Linked DNA regions of Homo sapiens: regions 2 and 3 are each linked to region 1. Evidence: chromatin contacts called from ENCODE Hi-C or POLR2A ChIA-PET data. All regions are on one chromosome and are shown on one strand. Each heading gives the region's core, a stretch centred on a gene start or an enhancer-like site at or near the end of the contact. The rest is flanking DNA. Distances are from core to core; before and after follow the strand shown. Region 1 holds the start of ATF7-NPFF (ATF7-NPFF readthrough). Region 2 holds the start of TNS2-AS1 (TNS2 antisense RNA 1). Region 3 holds the start of COPZ1 (coat protein complex I subunit zeta 1).

The links. A loop is a pair of places that touch in the nucleus more often than their neighbours do. ChIA-PET counts read pairs that join two places held with the same protein, here RNA polymerase II (POLR2A). Pooled maps may share reads with other maps.
Region 2: a loop to region 1 is called in a map of CD4-positive, alpha-beta T cell, with 4 times the contacts of the local background. The contact joins the promoter of TNS2-AS1 here to the promoter of ATF7-NPFF in region 1. A Hi-C loop is called at or near these places in 1 of 168 maps with a recorded cell type or tissue (CD4-positive, alpha-beta T cell) and 8 of 50 pooled maps. POLR2A ChIA-PET finds 5 or more read pairs at or near these places in 1 of 52 experiments (OCI-LY7).
Region 3: a loop to region 1 is called in a pooled map, with 12 times the contacts of the local background. The contact joins the promoter of COPZ1 here to the promoter of ATF7-NPFF in region 1. A Hi-C loop is called at or near these places in 1 of 168 maps with a recorded cell type or tissue (posterior vena cava), 1 of 37 single-sample maps with no recorded cell type and 7 of 50 pooled maps.

What each region holds. Positions count from the first base shown.
Region 1 is chr12:53,624,943-53,627,642 of GRCh38, forward strand. It overlaps ATF7-NPFF (ATF7-NPFF readthrough), which reads right to left and starts at 1,440. Exons shown (of 15, transcript NR_159377.1): 1 at 1,337-1,440. ATF7 (activating transcription factor 7) reads right to left here and starts at 1,440. Exons shown (of 12, transcript NM_006856.3): 1 at 1,337-1,440. RefSeq lists an enhancer at 1,297-1,366.
Region 2 is chr12:53,053,182-53,055,881 of GRCh38, forward strand. It overlaps TNS2-AS1 (TNS2 antisense RNA 1), which reads right to left and starts at 1,257. Exons shown (of 4, transcript NR_033854.1): 1 at 1,140-1,257; 2 at 215-393. TNS2 (tensin 2) reads left to right here. Exons shown (of 29, transcript NM_170754.4): 4 at 230-268; 5 at 593-631; 6 at 784-833; 7 at 1,089-1,260; 8 at 2,005-2,055; 9 at 2,387-2,509; 10 at 2,600-2,664. RefSeq lists an enhancer at 300-539.
Region 3 is chr12:54,323,715-54,326,414 of GRCh38, forward strand. It overlaps COPZ1 (coat protein complex I subunit zeta 1), which reads left to right and starts at 1,417. Exons shown (of 9, transcript NM_016057.3): 1 at 1,417-1,467. The coding sequence starts at 1,450.

The sequences.
Region 1 (2,700 bases), core at 190-2,689:
GATATCGCTACAAGAATTACACTACTGCAAAATTTTTAAACACAGGACTCATGTGAGCTTGCTGAGAAAACTCTGCACACCCCCTACACACCTGTACTTAATATGACATGACCCTCAGAGATACTAAAACACCCTCTGTTAAGCAGAAAACAAACTTTTAAAGTTAGGAAAGTAGCAACGCGGGAATCTGGGTAGGAGGTGCCCTGGGTTGTAAACACCCCAGTCAGAGAACATAACAAGCAATTCAGAGCAACATATTAAGTCCCTATGGGGCTCCAACTTGGACTGCTTAAGTCCCAAGACCACATCCTGGTGTCTGGGAAGAGTTTGGGTAATAGAAGAGAGGGAGAAGGAAAATCAGAGAAGCGATGAAAGCGTTCTATTTTTCTCCTTCTCAACCCCCATCCCAGCATCTTGGAGGCTGGTCACCAGTCTGGGTGCCATATCCACCAGAAGCCCTAAATCAATATCCCAACCACCTGATACCTAGGCTAAAGACATGTGTATATCAGCCATCTCCTTCCCAAACACCTCTTATCGCTCTCAAGGCTCATATCCTTCCAGAAGCCATGCCTTATGGCGACTCAGCTCACCCATACTGTCCTCTTAAATTAATTCACTTAATTTTCTCCAAATCCATACTTTCTCTCTGATATCATGTCCCTGATGTTCTTTTAATTAATTCAATCAAAATGCCATGACCCTCATTTCCAATAATCCACCCCATCTATCTTTTCTGCCAAACCCAACGGGGTGTTGTGTCACCAGATCAAGATCTTTGTTCTCATCTACTCATTCCTACCTCCTTCCTATTACCCTTTTCCAATTCCAAGCTCCTAATCCCACTCTTTGGGAAGCCCTGGGTTTCTAACTTAGTTTAGTATCCCTCCTCTTTCTCCCATTCCACCCCATCCCATGATCCTTCCATTAGGCTCCACTAGACTACCCTTCCCTCAGGATTCAATTCCCCTCTCCTTGCCACGCCCTGTGCCCCCCGGGGCTACTTACACCAAGTTCTCCCCACACTTCAAGCCTCTGGCCCCGCCTTCCCCCCAAAGGAAGGAGGCGGGAGTAGGGAGAGAAGGGCGGCGCTCGGCAACGTAAAAGCGATCTCCCATTAGCGCTCATCGCCGCCAATCGAGGCTTCCTTCTCTCCCATTGGTCGGCTTTGGCCTATGCCCCACCCTCTTCCTCAGACAGGGCCCGGCCACCGCCTCAGCGCCCCCGTCCAACACAGACTGGGAGGGGAGACCCCAGCCTGGAACGCTGGGACTGGCCAGAGTTGAAAGGGAGACTCCCGTCAGATCATGGACTAGCTAATGTTAAAAGGACTTACCGGCTGGTAGCTCCGTTGCCTCCCGCCTGCCCGCGCTCGGTCCTACAATCTGTCTCCAGCTCCTCCTTTCCCCCCTTGGCGGAACGGATACTTTCCTCCCGTCCGGCCAGGCGCGCTCAACTCTCGCGAGAAGTCATGGGTCCGCGGGGGAAGGGCGAGATCCGTGGGGGCTGAGTTGGAAAGCGGCCGAGAGGCGGGGGCTCCGGGAAAAGAAGGGGCCGGGCTTACTGTGGGCAGGGCTGGGGAGGGAGACTGAGCGAGTACTGTCCACACAGGTCACACGTGTTCGGCTGCAGAATCTAGCGGGAGAAAGAAAGGAAAAAGGAGAGAGGATCTTTACAGGTGCCTGTAGTGGTGGTTACTACTATCTTTCAGAGTCATCGCTTCCTTAACGGCAAAGTAATTTAAAATACCCTTAGCGCTAGAAATGAAGTCCATGTACGGACAAAGCAATCCACCCGCACAGCAATTCTAACACTACCATTTTACTAGCCCTATTGCCTTGGGTGAAAACCTTCTCTGAGTCTCTGTACAATGGGACTAACAATCTCATTTTATTCAAATAGTTGTAATGATCAAATGAGATACATGAAACTGCTTGGGGATTTTTTAAAATCACTATATTATTCAGCAAATATTTTCACAAAACGTAGGGCATACTACATGCAAAGCATTGTTCTGCAGTCGAATGCTCTATCCCTGAGCTATACCCCCCGTGCAAAGCATTGTTCTAAGCATGGGGTTAAGGAGTTACCAACCCAGGTAGAATTTATATTTGAGTGAGGAAGGGGAGACAGTTAAAAAGCCAATAAACACAAATATTTCAAATAGTGAAAAGCGCTTCAGGATAGTGAGACAGAAGGTGACTAGGAGTGGGGAAGAAGCTTTACTCCTAGTGTTTGAGAGAAGACCTCTTTGAGGAAGTAACACACCAGGAGTTGAATTATGACCTGGGAAGATTTCGGGGGAAATATCAAATGCAAAGTCTATAGTCTTACATTTATATGTCTTGTTCAAGACAAACCAGGAAAAGAAAAAAGAAAAACAAAAAACAGGCTGGGTGCAGTGGCTCACGTCTGTAATCCCAACACTGCTAGGCCGAGGCAAGAGGATCGCCTGAGCCCAGGAATTTGAGACCAGCCTGGGCAACATGGCGAAAACTCAGCTCTACGAAAAAATATAAAATTAGCCGGGCATGGTGGCCTGCACCTGTAGTAGCTATTCGGGGGGCTAAGTGGGAAGATCGCTTGAGCCCAGGAGGTTGAGGTGGCAGTGAGCCCACATCAGGCCACTGCACTCCAGCCTGGACAACAGAGTGAAACCCTGTCTCGATAAATAAATAAAATAAATAATTTTCTTAAAAT
Region 2 (2,700 bases), core at 7-2,506, 570 kb before region 1:
CTGTGTGGGCTGGGGGCTGAGCGCCAAGAGCAACAAGTGGGGGGCCTGGGGGGTGGGGGACCAAGAGGCCAGAGGGGAGGTGCCCTTAAATAGCGCAACCTCAGCTGGAGCCTGTGCCCATCCACTGAAGGCCCCTCCACCTTCCTCCTGAAGCTGAGGGGCTGCCCCATCCTCAAGCCCACGAGAGCCCTTCACCAGGAGCTCAGTTCCTTACTCGGTCCCCTTCCAGGTGACTTCAGCCTGTCAGGCCTTGCCTCCCGTGGAGTTGGTGAGTGCGCTCTGGGATGGGGTGGGGAGGGCAAGGAACCTGGCCATGGTGTCCAGAGGTCTGGTGGCTCCAGAGAGGGCCCCCAGGAGATGACCTTGAACGGAGTGCTGTGGGTATTGCTCATCCTATGAGGAAAGAAAAAACTGTCTGAGTCCTCTGCTGATCTTGTGCCCTTGGGCCTGCTGGGGGTAGGACTCCTCTCCCCTTATCCAGTACAGCCTTCAAAAGGACACTGACATTCCCTTCCCCTGTCCCCAAGGCCCACATTGGTCCTTGCCCCTGCTGTAACTAACCACTCCCTTTTCCTCCCCCATCTCCCTCTAGCGGCGAAACACGGCCCCAGTCAGGCGCATAGAGCACCTGGTAAGGTGATGCTGGAGCAGGAGGGGGAAGCAGGTAGCTTTGGGAGTAAGGATCTAGATTTCCTGAAGACAAAAAGGGCATGGCTCTGGAGTGGGCAGTCTAGAGTAGGGGGTACCCAAAGAGATGTCTAGACACTGTCTGTTAACCACCAGGGATCCACCAAATCTCTGAACCACTCAAAGCAGCGCAGCACTCTGCCCAGGTAAGTGAGGGTGCTGGGGTGGTCCCACGTGACCCCCTTTCCGCCGGCCCCACACCTCAGCCCAGGGCACTGCCCCGCAACAGAGCTCCCCGGGACAGCCCCCCACCCCCAAAGCGGTATTCTCCCTCCAGACCGATCCACCCACCCTCAGGACCCAGCAGGCTTCACCTGCTGCCCAACAGACAGCCTTCCCGTCACACTAGCCACCTCCGGGTGCCCCGCCCCTGCGTTCATGCGTAGGCTCCTCCTCCCCAGGAGCTTCAGCCTGGACCCGCTCATGGAGCGGCGCTGGGACTTAGACCTCACCTACGTGACGGAGCGCATCTTGGCCGCCGCCTTCCCCGCGCGGCCCGATGAACAGCGGCACCGGGGCCACCTGCGCGAGCTGGCCCATGTGCTGCAATCCAAGCACCGGGACAAGTACCTGGTGAGGGGCGGGGCCATCAGGAGTCCGCCAATGAGAGGGATGTAGGGTCCAGATGGGCGAGGCTAATCACTGACGTCACCAGCGGAGGCGAGGCCGCCAGGGGGCGGGACCAGAGTGGTGGGGTGGGGGCGGGGCCCGGAGCGCGGCCTGGAGCGGAGCGGAGAATCCTGGAACGCTGGCGACTTGGCTGTGACTGGCTAGGCCGGGCCTTAGCTACCTTTTTATTTTCTTTATTTATTTACCTTTTTTTTGAGACGGGGTCTCACTTTGTTGCCCAGGCTGGAGTGCAGTGGCACGATCTCACCTCACTGCAACCTCCTCCACCCGGGCTCAAGCGATTCTCCCACCTCAGCCTCAGTAGCTAGGATTACAGGCGTGCGTCACTCACGCCCAGCCAATTTTTTTTTTTTTTTTTTTTTTTTTTTGTATTTTTTGTAGAGACGGGGTTTCGCCATGTTGGCCAGGCTGGTCTCAAGACTCCAGGGCTCAAGCGATCCACACCCGGCAAATTGTTGTAATTTTAGTAGAGATGAGGTTTCACCATGTTGGCCAGGCTGGTCTCGAACTCCTGACCTCAGGTGACCCGCCCGCCTTGGTCTCCCAAAGTGCTGGGGTTATAGGCGTGAGTTACTGCGACCGGCCTGCACCTTATTTTAGAGGAAGATTCTTACTTAGGATCCACCTCCACCTCGTGCCTCATTGCCGGAGATCATTTCTGTCTAAAGCCCTCCCCCTTTATTTCAGCTCTTCAACCTTTCAGAGAAAAGGCATGACCTGACCCGCTTAAACCCCAAGGTATGAAGGAAATGGCCTGCCCAACCATTAAACCAAGCCACCCCAACCCCAGAAGCCCCCAGCTTCCTCGTTATTAATAGTAGCAATTGGCATCTACTTCACTCTTAAGCACTTTCCCACTCTCCCATGATATATTACTGGAGACACCCCAAAACGTGATGCAGCAGGTATCAGCCCATTGTATGGATAAGGAAAGTGCCGAGGCTATCATGGACAACCAGCAGACCCCCAGCCTTGCCCCCGGACCCCTATGCCCTGTCCCCTTTCCACCCTGCCCATCTCTCTCTGTTGGTGGCCCCCGGCCCCAGTTGCACCCCTGCATTCTCCCCAGGTTCAAGACTTCGGCTGGCCTGAGCTGCATGCTCCACCCCTGGACAAGCTGTGCTCCATCTGCAAAGCCATGGAGACATGGCTCAGTGCTGACCCACAGCACGTGGTCGTACTATACTGCAAGGTGGGCCAGGACCTCGGGTTCCCTGGTGCCTGGAGGTTCCAGGTCAGCCTGGAGCTCCCAGACCCTCATCCCTGTCTCTCTGTCTGTCAGGGAAACAAGGGCAAGCTTGGGGTCATCGTTTCTGCCTACATGCACTACAGCAAGATCTCTGCAGGGTGAGGCTCCCAGCGCCTGAGTAGCTGCTTCCCCAG
Region 3 (2,700 bases), core at 167-2,666, 700 kb after region 1:
TCCTTTTCTTTTCTCTTCTCTTCTCCTTTTCTTTTCTTTTCTTTTTTTTTTGAGATGGAATTTCGCTCTTGTTGCCCAGGCTGGAGTGCAATGACGAGATCTCGCCTCACCTCAACCTCCGCCTCCCAGGTTCAAGTGAGTCTCCTGGTTCAGCCTCCCGAGTAGCTGGGATTACAGGCATGTTCCACCACGCCCGGCTAATTTTGTATATATGTATATTTTTTGAGACGGAGTCTCGCTCTGTCACCCAGGTTGGAGTGCAGTGGCGCGATCTCAGCTCACTGCAAACTCCGCCTCCTGGGTTCACGCCATTGTCCTGCCTCAGCCTCCAGAGTAGCAGGGACTACAGGCGCCCGCCACCCACGCCCGGCTAATTTTTTGTATTTTTAGTAGAGACGGGGTTTCACTATGTTAGTCAGGATGGTCTTGATCTCCTGATCTCGTGATCCGCCCGCCTCGGCCTCCCAAAGTACTGGGATTACAGGTGTGAGCCATCACGCTCGGCCTGTATTTTTTTTTTTTAGTAGAGACGGGGTTTCTCCATGTTGGTCAGGTTGGTTTCAAACTCCCGACCTCAGATGATCCGCTCGCCTCGGCCTCCCAAAGTGCTGGGATTACAGGCTTGAGCCACCGCGCCCAGGCACAACGGCTTGTTTCTATTGGAAAACCCCAGAATTTACTCCCTATAACCCCTCTCTTATTCTAATCCCATCCCTTTCCCCGTTTGTCCCGCAAACCCCATCTCCAAAGCCGATTTCACGTTGAGCTCAAGTTGGCCTTTACAAACTGACTTCTCATGTTCCTCAGGCCCAGCAAAGCCTGGAACTCCACCTTAGGGAGATTGTTATTGCGACTATCAACTCCTGGCAGCCTTGGTTTATGTAGTTAACATGTTGGGCCTTTCTTGGCTCTACTCTATGGTTGTGCAGACTTTCTGTGAGGATGCTGAAGTGACCTGAGCGAGCATGAGGGAAGGGCTAGCCACAGAGATCATGGACCTAATGCGGGCGCTGAAAATAGGGATTAGGGCAGGATTCCGGTTAGAAAGCGCCAGTGTTAAAGGCTAAGGAGACACAGCGCCCCCTAAAGAGGGTGCGGTTTAAAAATCGCTAAATCAGTCCGACAATATCACGTGTCCTCGGCCCTACCAATTGAAAATTAACAATCGCTTCTTCTGTTCCCCATGGAAACAACCCCGCCCCACTAACCCTCCCGCCCCAATGAGTCGTGAGGTTTTGGCGTTTTATTGAGTATTCAAGCTGACAATCAAACACCTGAGCCTTCTGGTTGGACACTTTGCTTCCGGTAAGCAAGCTAGTACAATAATTGGCCAATAAAGCAAGCCTTACCCAATGATCCTTATCCTAGGCGGGGCCTAATGGGAACGTATGGCCAATCAGCGGCGGCGTTTCTTTTGCGGCTCCACGTCGGCACCAGCTGCGGGGCAAGATGGAGGCGCTGATTTTGGTAGGAGCTGGAGGGGCAGCAGAGATGCTGTGGTGTCCACAGGGGCCGGGAGTCAGGGTTCAGCCCGAGTGGGAGACGGGGAAAGAGAGTTCCGGGTAATTCTTGGGGACTGAGCGTTCTGCTGACCTTTGGAATAAGTGTGTGGCCTAGTGTAGGAGCTAAAGCCTTGGTTTAGAGTAGGAAGCCCTGCCGGGGAGAGGGCATAGAGTCGGTGGAAAGTTGAAGGCAGCACATGGACTCCTTAGGATACACAGACCTGTAGGCGTACTGGATTAGGACCCTTCAGGTTGCCCCTTATTTTTAGCATTGTGGATGATACCCTGATTTTAATTTACCAAACCACCAAACTCGCCCCATATTGTAAGAAAAGAATACAGATGTTTTGTCGTTACAGACTCCTCCTGATGGTTTCCCAAGTTTGACTCTCCATTGCCGATTCCCTGCCACATTCCTTCAGGAAACTGTTTTGTCTTCGGTTTCCTGTTAATCCCTATTATATAGGTTTGTCAAATAATCAGTATTCCATCAAAGTTCTGGGATACCTGATAAAGTTAGCATGGATTGTGGAATATTTTTTCTAGACTCCTTATTCTGTTCTCCTTTTCTCTACCCATTTAGACCTTAGGAATTCTTTTTTTTTTTTTTTTTTTTTGAGACCGAGCCTTGCTCTGTCACCCAGGCTGGAGTGCGCACGTGGCGCGATCTTGGCTCACTGCAATCTCCACCTCCCGGGTTCAAGCTATTCTCTTGCCTCAGCCTCCCGCGTAGTTGGGACTATAGGCGCGTGCCACCACGCCCGGCTATTTTTTTTGTATTTTTAGTAGAGACGTGGTTTCACCATGTTGGCCAGGCTGGTTTCGAACTCCTGACCTCAAGTGATCCGCCCGCCTCGGCCTCCCAAAGTGCTAGGATTACAGGCTTGAACCACCGCGCCTGGCCAGGAATTATTATTATTATTATTATTATTATTATTTTTGAGACGGAGTCTCACTCTGTCGCCCAGGCTGGAGTGCAGTGGTACGATCTCGGCTCACTGCAAGCTCCGCCTCCCGGGTTCACGCCATTCTTCTGCCTCAGCCTCCGGAGTGGCTGGGACTACAGGCGCTCGCCACCACTCCCGGCTAATTTTTTGTATTTTTTAGTAGAGACGGAGTTTCACCGTGTTAGCCAGGATGGTCTCGATCTCCTGACCTCGTAATCCACCCGCCTCGGCCTCCCAAAGTGCTGGGATTA